Linked DNA regions of Homo sapiens: region 1 is linked to region 2. Evidence: read pairs that join two places in POLR2A ChIA-PET (ENCODE). Cell type or tissue: B cell. All regions are shown on one strand. Links, peaks and the distances in the headings refer to the core of each region. The heading gives the core; the rest is flanking DNA. Region 1 has its middle 39 kb from the start of QTMAN. Region 2 overlaps ZEB2 (zinc finger E-box binding homeobox 2).

The links. ChIA-PET counts read pairs that join two places held together with the same protein. Peaks named below come from ENCODE experiments on the same cell type or tissue, not always from the same donor. Only the 100,000 strongest peaks of a DNase experiment are listed, where the experiment ranks them.
Region 1: POLR2A ChIA-PET joins it to region 2 with 5 read pairs; 2 of 35 experiments call an interaction of 5 or more read pairs at or near these places.

What each region holds. Positions count from the first base shown.
Region 1 is chr2:144,368,338-144,373,725 of GRCh38, forward strand. No RefSeq gene overlaps it. Among named protein-coding and RNA genes, the nearest start is that of QTMAN, 39 kb to the left of the region's middle. In B cell, for the core only: no CTCF peak of the experiment used is centred there; no DNase peak of the experiment used is centred there.
Region 2 is chr2:144,438,873-144,444,260 of GRCh38, forward strand. All of the region lies in intron 2 of ZEB2 (zinc finger E-box binding homeobox 2), which reads right to left. Among named protein-coding and RNA genes, the nearest start is that of ZEB2-AS1, 78 kb to the right of the region's middle. In B cell, for the core only: no CTCF peak of the experiment used is centred there; no DNase peak of the experiment used is centred there; H3K27ac peaks cover 913 bases.

The DNA of each region.
Region 1 (5,388 bases), core at 239-5,238, 70 kb before region 2:
GAAGGCAAAAAAATTGCTCAAATCTGCACATAAGTTTGAGGCAGGCTTGAGATTGAGATCTATGTCCTTGTGACTCTAAAACCTATGCTCTTTTCTCCATGTTTTAGGGAGAATTTCTTTTCAGTTTGGGATATTTTTACTCTTAAGAGAACTCCTAACCAATTCTTGAAGTTCTGTGACCCAGCAAAAAACATCCTAGTATACCACAACCTGCTCAGGCCTAGAGAAGCTTGACTCTAGAGCAGCAGTTCTTCACCACTGTGGAGAAGCATCTTGATGTGTTTCAATCAATTATGAACCAGAGCAAAAGGTATCCATTATCTATAAGAGTTAAATATTGGAGTTTGACAATACTATTTTTAGTTTATAAAGGAGGGGGTGGAAATCCTCACTTTGACTCACTTGCCTTCCAGTATAAAGCAAAGCCTTGGGTGCGAAAGAAATGCCAGCAATTTCATATGACCTGTAACCTAACTTACTAGGGTATGGTAAATGCCTTCTACATAGTTATCCTGTGCAACATGGGTGTCCTGACACACACACACACACAAATGTGGAGAATCATTAGATACCATAAATCTACTCCTGGCTTCACATTTTTGGAAAGAACATCTTCTCAGGTTGTAGCTGCTATTTCTGGAGGCTGGGATATTATATTTTTTAATGTTTCTTTCTTGAAAGGAGCAAAATAGTTCTACCGTAAGTATAATCATATGAATCTGTAATTGCCTCCTCAGTGTCTATCCCCACTTCTCCTCACAGTAACCTAATTTTTCCCAGAAAATATCTCACCCCTATTCCCAGCCATATGGTTAAAATGGGATGGATCCCACTCCAGGGAGTGAATCATGATTGGCCAGAGCTTATCATTCTTTTGCTTCCTTAAATTTAGACCTTTCACACGTTTAACTAAATGAGATCATAATATAGTCATTTTATATATGTGAGTGTTACAAACATTAGTTTATAAACAATTTTAAAATATTAAAATTTGTATAAATCCTGTTTTGGCATATTTTGTCCAAATTTTAATATAATGGAAGAGGCCTAGGCTTCTCTTGTCATCTGAGAGCTCTGATCTAGACCACTGATTCCAGACCAGTGACCTCTTCACTAGCTTGGTTCTTCACTAGCTGCAGTTCTCAACTGAGGCATCTGAGTCCCACAGAGAATAGATCACCTGCAAGCTCTGTTGGATCCTGTGGCCCCACTGTGCTGTATCTGCCCATTTATACACCTCTGCACCCACCCCTGTTAAAATTAAAGAAATTGAACTCTCTCTCTCTCTCTCTCTCCCTCTCTCTCTCTCTCTCCCTCTCTCTCTCTCTCTCTTTCTCTCCTTTCTCTGTTTTAACTTTAGGCCTTGGTCTAAAGGTCTGGCTCTAAGAGGGATCTGAAAGGAACACTCTTTAACCTTGACTTTAAACTCACTCTTTCATCAAAACACTGATTCTCTGACACCTCTAATAACTTTAGTATATCTTTACTGCCTCAAATTATATCTAAAAGAAAATCTGAAATAGTATTTATACCTTTATTTGGAAGGAGAAGGAAAATTGAAAAAAATTATTTTAAAAATAAGGATAGCTTTTTATTTTTTAAGGAAGTAACTAAGCTGGATGTTACATGTTAATCCAGTCTTAGAATGTAAGATAATTCTTTACATTCCTAAGCCCTCAGGATATTCCTGCCAGGTACATTCTTAAATTTGAGAACACAGAACTTTGAGATGGAGAGTAGCTCTTACTCATTGTGTCCTGGTGATGTTGGTTTCTTAAGAACAAAGCATACAAAGCCTGGTTTTCTCAAAACCTTCTGTACTGGGGACTTCCTTATCATATAAAGGTATCCTGATGGTACTTTTTCCTAGCTGAAGTTTTCAGATGAAAAGAATAGTACCCTGAAAGAGTAATTGGTCCATCTTTAGTCCATATTGAAGAAAAGGAAAAGAAAACAAAGGAGGAGAAGGGGGAAAGAGAAGAAGAGGAAGGAGAAGAAGCAGCTGAGGACAATGCATTGCTTTATCTTTGACTTTGGACTTTGCCAAAGGCATCTGGATATAGTTTCCTGGCTAATGCCACTTTCACTGGTGTCCATTATCTAAAATTGTTCAGTATCCACATCATGCGATTCAGCACTCTGGAACACTATGACACCTACGGAGCCTCAACAGATCTAAGCCAATACAGAGAAGATTACACTCCGGTAAAGGTTAAACTAAAACCAAATAAGGTAATATGAAAGAACATGCAAATATCCATTCTTTACATTGACCAATTATAGCACCTTTTAATAAAATGAATTAGATTAAAAAATAATGTTGATTTGGGAGGATGTGTTCATTCTGTAGTCTCATACAATGTTATAATGATCAACTCTACAGGATCATTACACTACGATAATATAAAATAGATATTTCTAATCGAAGCAGTTATTTTGTTAAACCACAGATGGCATAAATATCCTTATACATGATGCAATTGGAATTGGTAATAAATTTATTTTTCTCCCCATTTATGGCAGAAGACCTGTTAAGTGTGTGCCTGAGGGGCTAAAATTAAGAATGAGGGAAAACACTGCTTAATAAAGTTGGGATCAGGCATTTTAAAAGAATGCTTATGTTCAAAACAGCTAGAGAGCTGACCCGTTTATAGGAAATAGTTCTGCCAGAATTAGAAGTGGAAATAAGGAGACGATAATGAAATACAGTTTAACCAGTAAAGGGCAGTGAACATATGTATCACTCCACACCACACAAATATGCTGCCTGTTTAGATAAAGTTGTGGTTTCTTTTGTCAAGCTATTCTATTTCCTGTTAGAAAGGCTAACTTTGAAATACCACTTTCAGGAATGGGAGATAGAATAAAAACTTTATTAAATTGCTTAAATTATTTCCTCAAATTTCTTTCATGTTGTTTGCAATAATGAGATGAAATATCCTCATAAGTTTCCCATTTATACATAGCTTATGGGAAATAAGGATTCAGTCTTAACTGCTTGCTAATGGTCAAGCATTTACATCTGGATGTCACTAGAAGGTGTTTTTTTTAGGTGAAAGGTCAAAGTCCAAGTGGCAATGACCTATCAATCAGGCACTTGCCTCGTGTATGGTTACATTCCAGCCATATTTACCTATATTGGGCAGAGGGCGACTCAAGTGGTTTTCTTTCCTCTTCCCCCTATGATGCAAGGAGGCTGTACATTAGCAACATAGGTCATGCCTAATATTGCTATTTGCTCTGAGTTCTTAATTAACAATTGTGAGAAATAAGTAATTAATACTGATGAGTGTAGATATAATTTAATTTATCATAGTATGGATTTTTTATTTTATAGTTTAAATATAAAGTCAATTTTTGGTCCCCTTCAAAGGCGTTTATAGCTAAAAGTCAAGGAATCTCGTGAGCTCATCATTTTCTTAGCATGCCCCACTCCTCACGTTTCCACGCCTTTGAGCATTGCTCTCTGTTTTCAACCTGATAAATAAACTCCCATGATTCTTCTTCAAATAACCCCTTTTCTCTGAAAGCTGCCCTAGGTCCCCTAGGCAGAGATCTCATAGAGCAACTCAAGGCTGCTTCCTCTCTGCTCCTCCTGTAATAATCTGTTTGCATATGGACTTCCACATATTATTCCACATCTATTCCTGTTGTCTAGCACAATGACTGGCATTTACTGGTAATCAGTAATTATTTGTTTACAAATGACCTTTTTAAAAAGTTTGACTGGAGATGTATCCTGCCATTAGAGTATAAAAATATATCAAGACATACCACCTATTAGGTTATTAGAGGAATAAAAAGTAAGTAAACAGGAAGGTAAGAGTTAACATAATTCTAATCCATTTTGATTAACTGTAAACCTTAATATTCTTTCTATCTATCTGTTAATCAATCAAATCTTTTCATTTTTACAGTGGGAATGGTCTTTCAGGTTGCCATCTACATATATTTTTCAAGCCAATTTTCATGGAAACTTGTTTACATGAGCTATCATAGTGTTGTTTTCACAGAGGCTTCAGAAATATTTGGCTGAACAATACAGCTGAAAAAAAAAAAGATTTGAGGAACAAAAAGTACTAAAGAAAACCTTGTGTTCATCAGAATTAAAATTAGCTGAAGGAAAACAGTAATCATAAACTAAAAACCTTTTCCTGCTATTTGGATCTTCAGCTTTCATCTCTAGCAGCTTCCCCTCCTGAGCCTCCCGAGTTACGTAACAGGTCCCCATATGGGCCGATGAATCTGCCAGGCAAGGCTATCTCACGATTTAAAAGTCTCTCTTTAAAATATGCAAAAAGGCTAACGGAAGGTTCAATTTGTGAGCCCTGCCTCGGCTGCCTCCCATACGAAGCTTCACCCTGTGACTACTTCATTATCACTCTGGATTATCTGCTTAGAGTGGTACAGCAACCACATACCTAGAATCACGCAGAACAACCTCCTCATTTCTCATGCTCTGAGGCTCTTCCTTGGACTGATAATTGTCAAGCATTCCTTCCCCTTTGAGCAATCCTAGGCTAACGCCCACCAGGAAACAAAGGGTCTCTTTGAGGATGAAAATTGAGACTGTCCTGGCCCCCGAAAAATTACATGCTGGAAAATTTCTATGTACTGAAATGATTGTGTTCCTTTTAGAGAACTCTCTGTGGACCTAACTATAGGAGTAGGTTATCAAAGGGCAGCTTCCCTCAAACCCAAAAGGGAAGAAAGAAAGGACAACTGTGGGAGGAAGTCAGAGGAGAATCAATGAAATAAATGAACTCTCAATACTTTTGCCCCATAACAAGTGCCTGGGATGCTGGCTATTTGCAAACTATTTGCCATATATTGTCTCATTTGATTCTCACAACCATCTTGGGAAATAGTTATTGATATTGCTCCTATTTTAAAGATAAGTAAATTGAGGTTTAAGGATGTAACTTAGCCAAGGTCATACAGCTAGGGAGGGACAGAGCTGGGACTCCAACCAGGTCTTTTCACTAGAAAGCCTAGGCTCTTACTTCACAACTCTAAGAACTTCTTTTGTGTTAAACAAAGAAAGTGCTCTTAAACAGAATCTGCCCCGTATCATGGACTTTTTGGGAAGGAATCTAAGAATCCTTTACAACCTCTCATTTGATTGACAAGGAAACTATACCAGAATCCTCGGTTTAAATGTTCTGGTTTTGGTGTACTTGGCATTATGAGAAAAAAGCAAAATCACGAGAGTACCAGTCCATCTTACCAATTTTGCAAGAGTGGAGAAAAGCAGCTTCCAAGGAAAGCCTGTGTTCAGTGCACACTCAATCCTGTACAGTGAGAAGTGAAGCTTGTGATACTGACCCAGAGGAACTGCAAAGTTCTCCATCAACCCAGCTAGGGCCTTTGGGATCTGTAAACTTCATG
Region 2 (5,388 bases), core at 69-5,068:
AAAACAGCATCATTGCACCTCACAATTGACAAAACCAGACAACGGTGAAAGGGACAGTGACATGGCAGACACAAAAGCTCAACACATTATGGCCACTCTAAACAGAGTACAAAAGGAAGGGAGTCAGTGATGTGTAAACCAAACAATGTGAGGGGAAAAATATTGAATAATTTCTGTCATGAGGCACTGACTACAGCCAGGCTCTAATTGAATTAAACTCCCATTTATTTGCTCAGGCCTAAACAACAGGCTGGGAGGAAGAAAAAAAAAAAAAAAAAAAAACTTAAGGTTTGCTCAACTGTTCTGAGGTACCACCTTTCCTCACCCCTGTATAAATCCACCATCTGTGCTCACAAGCACACATGTTCCCTCTCTCAACAAATGCATGGAGACCCTACCAGGCACAGAAGCCAAAAAAGCACAAGGCACACAAAAGCTCCCCAGGCTGCCCCAGGTCTAAAGGAGCAAAAGGGGTAGAAAAGATCTTTTGCTCATTGCCCAGGTGAGACGGCCTGGTGCGTCCTCTCAGCCTCGACACGCGTCAAGTAAAAGAAAGGTTAAAATTAGAAAATTCAATTTATTTGATAATTTCCCAGAATAATTAGAGTTAATATGGGTTAATTAATATGCAAATCTCTCAGCAGATGTTCTGCAGCAGGGCCTGTGTGAGAAAACAGCCTTTGCTTTCTCCTACGTGATTTTGGCTGTCAGTTATTGGGTATAATTACTGTAACTAACCGAATACACACAAAACCTTTGGAATATAAAATTGTTACAGTTCTAGCTCTGCACAAGCTGCTACTTTTCTGCAATAAAAGCGAACAATTTCTTTCAGAAAATAGGAGCCTTTTTGTTCCTTTCTTGATTTAAAAAGAAGAAATGAATCAAGTAAATGGCTTATCTTTTTCTATGCATAATTAGGTCAGTATTATATGAACATTCCAATGAGCAGTGGTACAAACGTACATATAAAATGATAGCTCAAACCACCTGCAAAATCACATAAAATTGTTTTATTCAGAATCTTTTTTTTCCTTCCCCACCAGAACTTTGAAATGCTGAATGTCTTTCTTTCCAACATTGCCAACATTTTCTAAATTCAAAAGGATCCTACAACTTTATTAATTTTTTTTCTCTTCAAAGACACAAAAGAATAAAGTGGCTAAATGTTTTTAAAGGTACATAAAAGGGTGGACTCTTTTGTAAAAGAACTTGTGTGGAGTTTTAAACTTTTAAAAATGCTTGCACTTTGAATGGCTATTTATTTACATGTTTGGGCTGTTCACCAGCCTATGAAATGCACAAAGGTTCAGGGAGGCTGGAACTCAGACTCATGAGAGATAGGCTGCTTTGCATATGTCAAACTCATGAATACTTCTAAATGTTGTAATCATTTACTTAAGAGACGCTTGGTATATTTCTATACTTTGTACAATTGATCATTTTATTGAAACTGCTTTATCCTCATGTATTTGTAAACTTCTAAAGGTATACTCAAAGGCAGTGGAGAAATTTTAGGCCTGCTCTATACATTTACATTATTTGTTAAATACTTAAATCCATTTTATGGAATTATCCCCGACCAATTGTTCAACCTCAGTACCCAAAAGCAGTATATATATATATATATATATATATATATATTTTTTTTTTTTTTTTTTTTTTTTTTTAACTAGTGGTTAACTTTTGTAAAGTCCAGTAATCACCAAGCATCTATGAAATAAAATTATTCATCCCATTTTTTGGCCAGAACAATTGAGTCACACGCATGGTGTGCCTTGTCCAAATTTTCTACTTTAGTACAGGGAGGGGCAGGAGTGGGTGGCTGGGGGGACCCTTTACCCTTTAAATTTTTAGTTGACTAATTTAGTGTCAAGTCTCATTTTACAAAAGGATCCTGAGGCTTATATTGGTGGTGTAAATTGCCAACAAGGTCAATGAACTAGAGAAAATAATGTCACGATTCAGAGTAAGAGAAAGAAAAATGGATGGATTGATGTCTTAACCTTCAGAATGTTCAAATAATTGGGGGTTGGATGACATGGCATATGGTTAAGTCTTCTTGCAGCTGATGTCACCCAGACTTTCCCCTTTTTTTGCCACCCAAACTGCATGTAAACAAACAGTCCAACAACAAGTGTCCTCAAGCAGGGCGCTCCATGCTTGGAGCAATCTAGTTTGCCGCCACCAGACACGGCTCTGCTTGGACACCACAGCGCCTAACTCCAGACTTGCCCCTAAAGTCGTTCAATGATCACCCTCTTTTCCTTCCTTCTCTTCCTTTAGCTGCACGAGAGAGAGAGAGAGAGAGAGAGAGAGAGAGAGAGAGAGAGAGAACCTCATGCCTCCCTAGTATGCTTCAACTGCTTCTCCCCATGCCTCAATTCCCCTTCCCTGCCGCCTTCTGTCATTTTCAGGTAGTGGAATTTGCTGACCCTGGCCGCTTGGCGGCCTAAGCCTGGACGTGGCAAAAGTCAGATAGTCACAGTGCACTATTGAGTTCATCTGTGTCACAAAAGGGCTTTTGCTTTAGATCTCTAGTTTGGTTCAGTAATTTCCATGGACTTCCTTCCTTCACTGAAAAGAGAGGCCAAATCATATGCTTCTTCCTCATTTTACCTCAAGGAACAGGTTACACAAGTTAAACAATCACACCAGCATTAATTTTCTAAAAAAAAAAAAAAAAAAGGAGTAAATTTTCACTTTCTGAGGTGGCAAGGAAAATTCCTCAAACAAAGAGACCACTCTTTTACTGTAAACAAATGTACTTACAATTTTTTTACTCCCTAATTCTTTGGGAAATAATTTTTTAAGTCCTTCCTAAGTGTTTTAGACTAAGCCACCTTTTTCTCTGTTAGCTTCTTTTTACTCATCAAGATTATCTGTTGGCAGACAGCTGCATGATCTATGACCCACACCCTAAAAAAAGGGAGCAGTTTGAAAGTGACTATAAATTTTATTCATTCTCTGGCCAAAGTTATCTTATGAAGTATTGATAACACATTATCTTACAGAGCAGAATAATACTGCACAAAATGATACTAAGAGGTTTAAGACTCCTGCCTTACTGAAAGTTATTATTCAGAAGTTTACATAGTCTGCAAACACTTATCAGAAGCCCTGGGCAGAAAGAACAGAACCTCCGTTTCATTAAGATACAGTGGAATGTTAGAGGTTTAGGACAGATAAAGGCCAATTCTCAAAAGTTCAAAATCTTCCTTGATGATAAACAACGACATAAATTAAAATGAATGTCTCTTGGAGGTGAAGACCTGAATATGGGTATTCATACATGACTATAAAGTTTTACCAAGACCTGCCTTTCTCAATTTATTATGGTGGAAAATCACAGAATCACTGTACAAATCACTTTTGTATTGAGCCCAAAGAGGTCACACTGTTGCATATATGCTCTTTTAGTGAAGAAATTCCTGATACAAGCAATATCAAAATATTCAGTTAAATTATTTAAAAAATTTAGTTTCATATCATCAGAACTACCCAGAATCTATATAAGTTCATGAATATGCTTTACATAATGTAACTCACTAACATAGGAAAAGAAAGCTATGTACTGTTAGGCTCACTCAATTTTCAAGCCAAGGAACATATTTATTGTTAAGACTTATAAGAATAAGAAATCACTCTTCCCTTATTCTTCAAATATTTTTTGCAAAATAAATTAATCAATACCTACAGGAACACCTAATTTACTATTTTTGAAAGAGGTAAAATAAAGATTTAAGTGATGAGTTTATTCAAAATTTCAAATTGCCTGACAAGTTAAGATATAGTAAACATATATTTTATGAAGACATCTTGATTTTTTTTGGTGAATAATTTACCTTTCCTTACAAAGCATGTATATTTTAATAGAAAGACACTTTAGGTATATTTTTCTCAATACTATTTTTGAACTTACAACACTGATATCAGTTTAAGTTTTTTTAAAAAATCTGCACTCGCCTTTTTTCTGCACATACATTGCGTGGCACAGAAAGCATTTTGGAGTATTGTAACATAGTTGCACTTAGAAATAATGGCAAAATTCTCATGTGCTGTCCCATTTTTACTGGACTTTTCAAAGAGTAAAATTTCATTATTTTTCAATGATATTTAATTTTCACATGACACTTTCTGAAATGTTAATGCAGTCCCTTATCAATGTAGATATTTTTCAAGGCCTGTGTTTTTATTCAAACTTAGATCCTTGGGGAAAAGTAGGCTAATGACAATAGGGAAATAAATATTACAGTTTCAAAAAATAGATCATTGAAATAAGAGTTAAAAAAGTATTTTAAAGAATATAATTTAAAAATAAATCTTAAGAGAAAGAATTATCTTAAAGGGAAGATATATGGCATTTCAAAATGTTTAGAAATGTTTTTAGCTAAAGAATCCACAAAGTTTTTTAGCTAAAGGGCCATATGCCCTATTTTAATAAAAAGGAATCCATAAAAAATAAATTACTTTCACTAAGTATATGCAAATTCCAATGTAAGCAATCAGTGCAAAATTAATTTTGCCAGAACTGATTAAAAGCATTAATAAATCTATATGCAGTATTGCTTCAATCTGATACTGTAAATTTATTATACTTCCTGTAAGATTAATTATAATGCTACAATAACATATTACGATGCCAGAACATATTACTGTACATTCTGTTAATAACAGTTAAGCGTAACCTGAGTTGTAATTATGGACTGTAACAAAGTAATTTGATAGTGATTGTTTTCTTTAACTGTTAATGTTAGATGGGAAATAAAATGTGTATGTGCTTGTGTTCATTATATTTTTCTCTTTAATACAATACCTAATTAAAATCATGAAACACCACAGTATTTGTTCTCACAGATTCCTTTCACTTTTCGCTCCCCACCAAAACTGTCAGGCTGCCTGAGATAAGGGAAGGTTAAAAACAAAGTTATTCAAGGTTGTTGTGCATTCTTGTCCTGAACGAAAGCAAGCTTTCTTGAAAATGTATTTAAAAAAAAAAAAACAGTTTGTACTGTTCAGGACTCATCATTTGAGGTCTTCAGATGACATAGCAATTTTTCCATGTTATTCACACATCCCACAAATAAGTAACAAAATGCTTGAGAGATCATGGTGACAGCAGCCATTCCAGGTAGCAAAACAAAGACGCTGAAAATCCTTTATGAAGAGCAAAAGAGGCCAAACAGAAACTTTTCTTTTTGGTAGCTTCATCCAAACTTTCTATTGTCTTTGCACTCTAACATTCTGACTGCATCTACCACAATACTAAGCTCATCTGATCTGATAGTCGTAGAAACATAAGACTTTGATGACATCTATAACTTATGGTCCTTTCCATTTTGTTGTCCTTTTTCGAAAGCTGAAGCAGCTACGTATGCACATAACTTT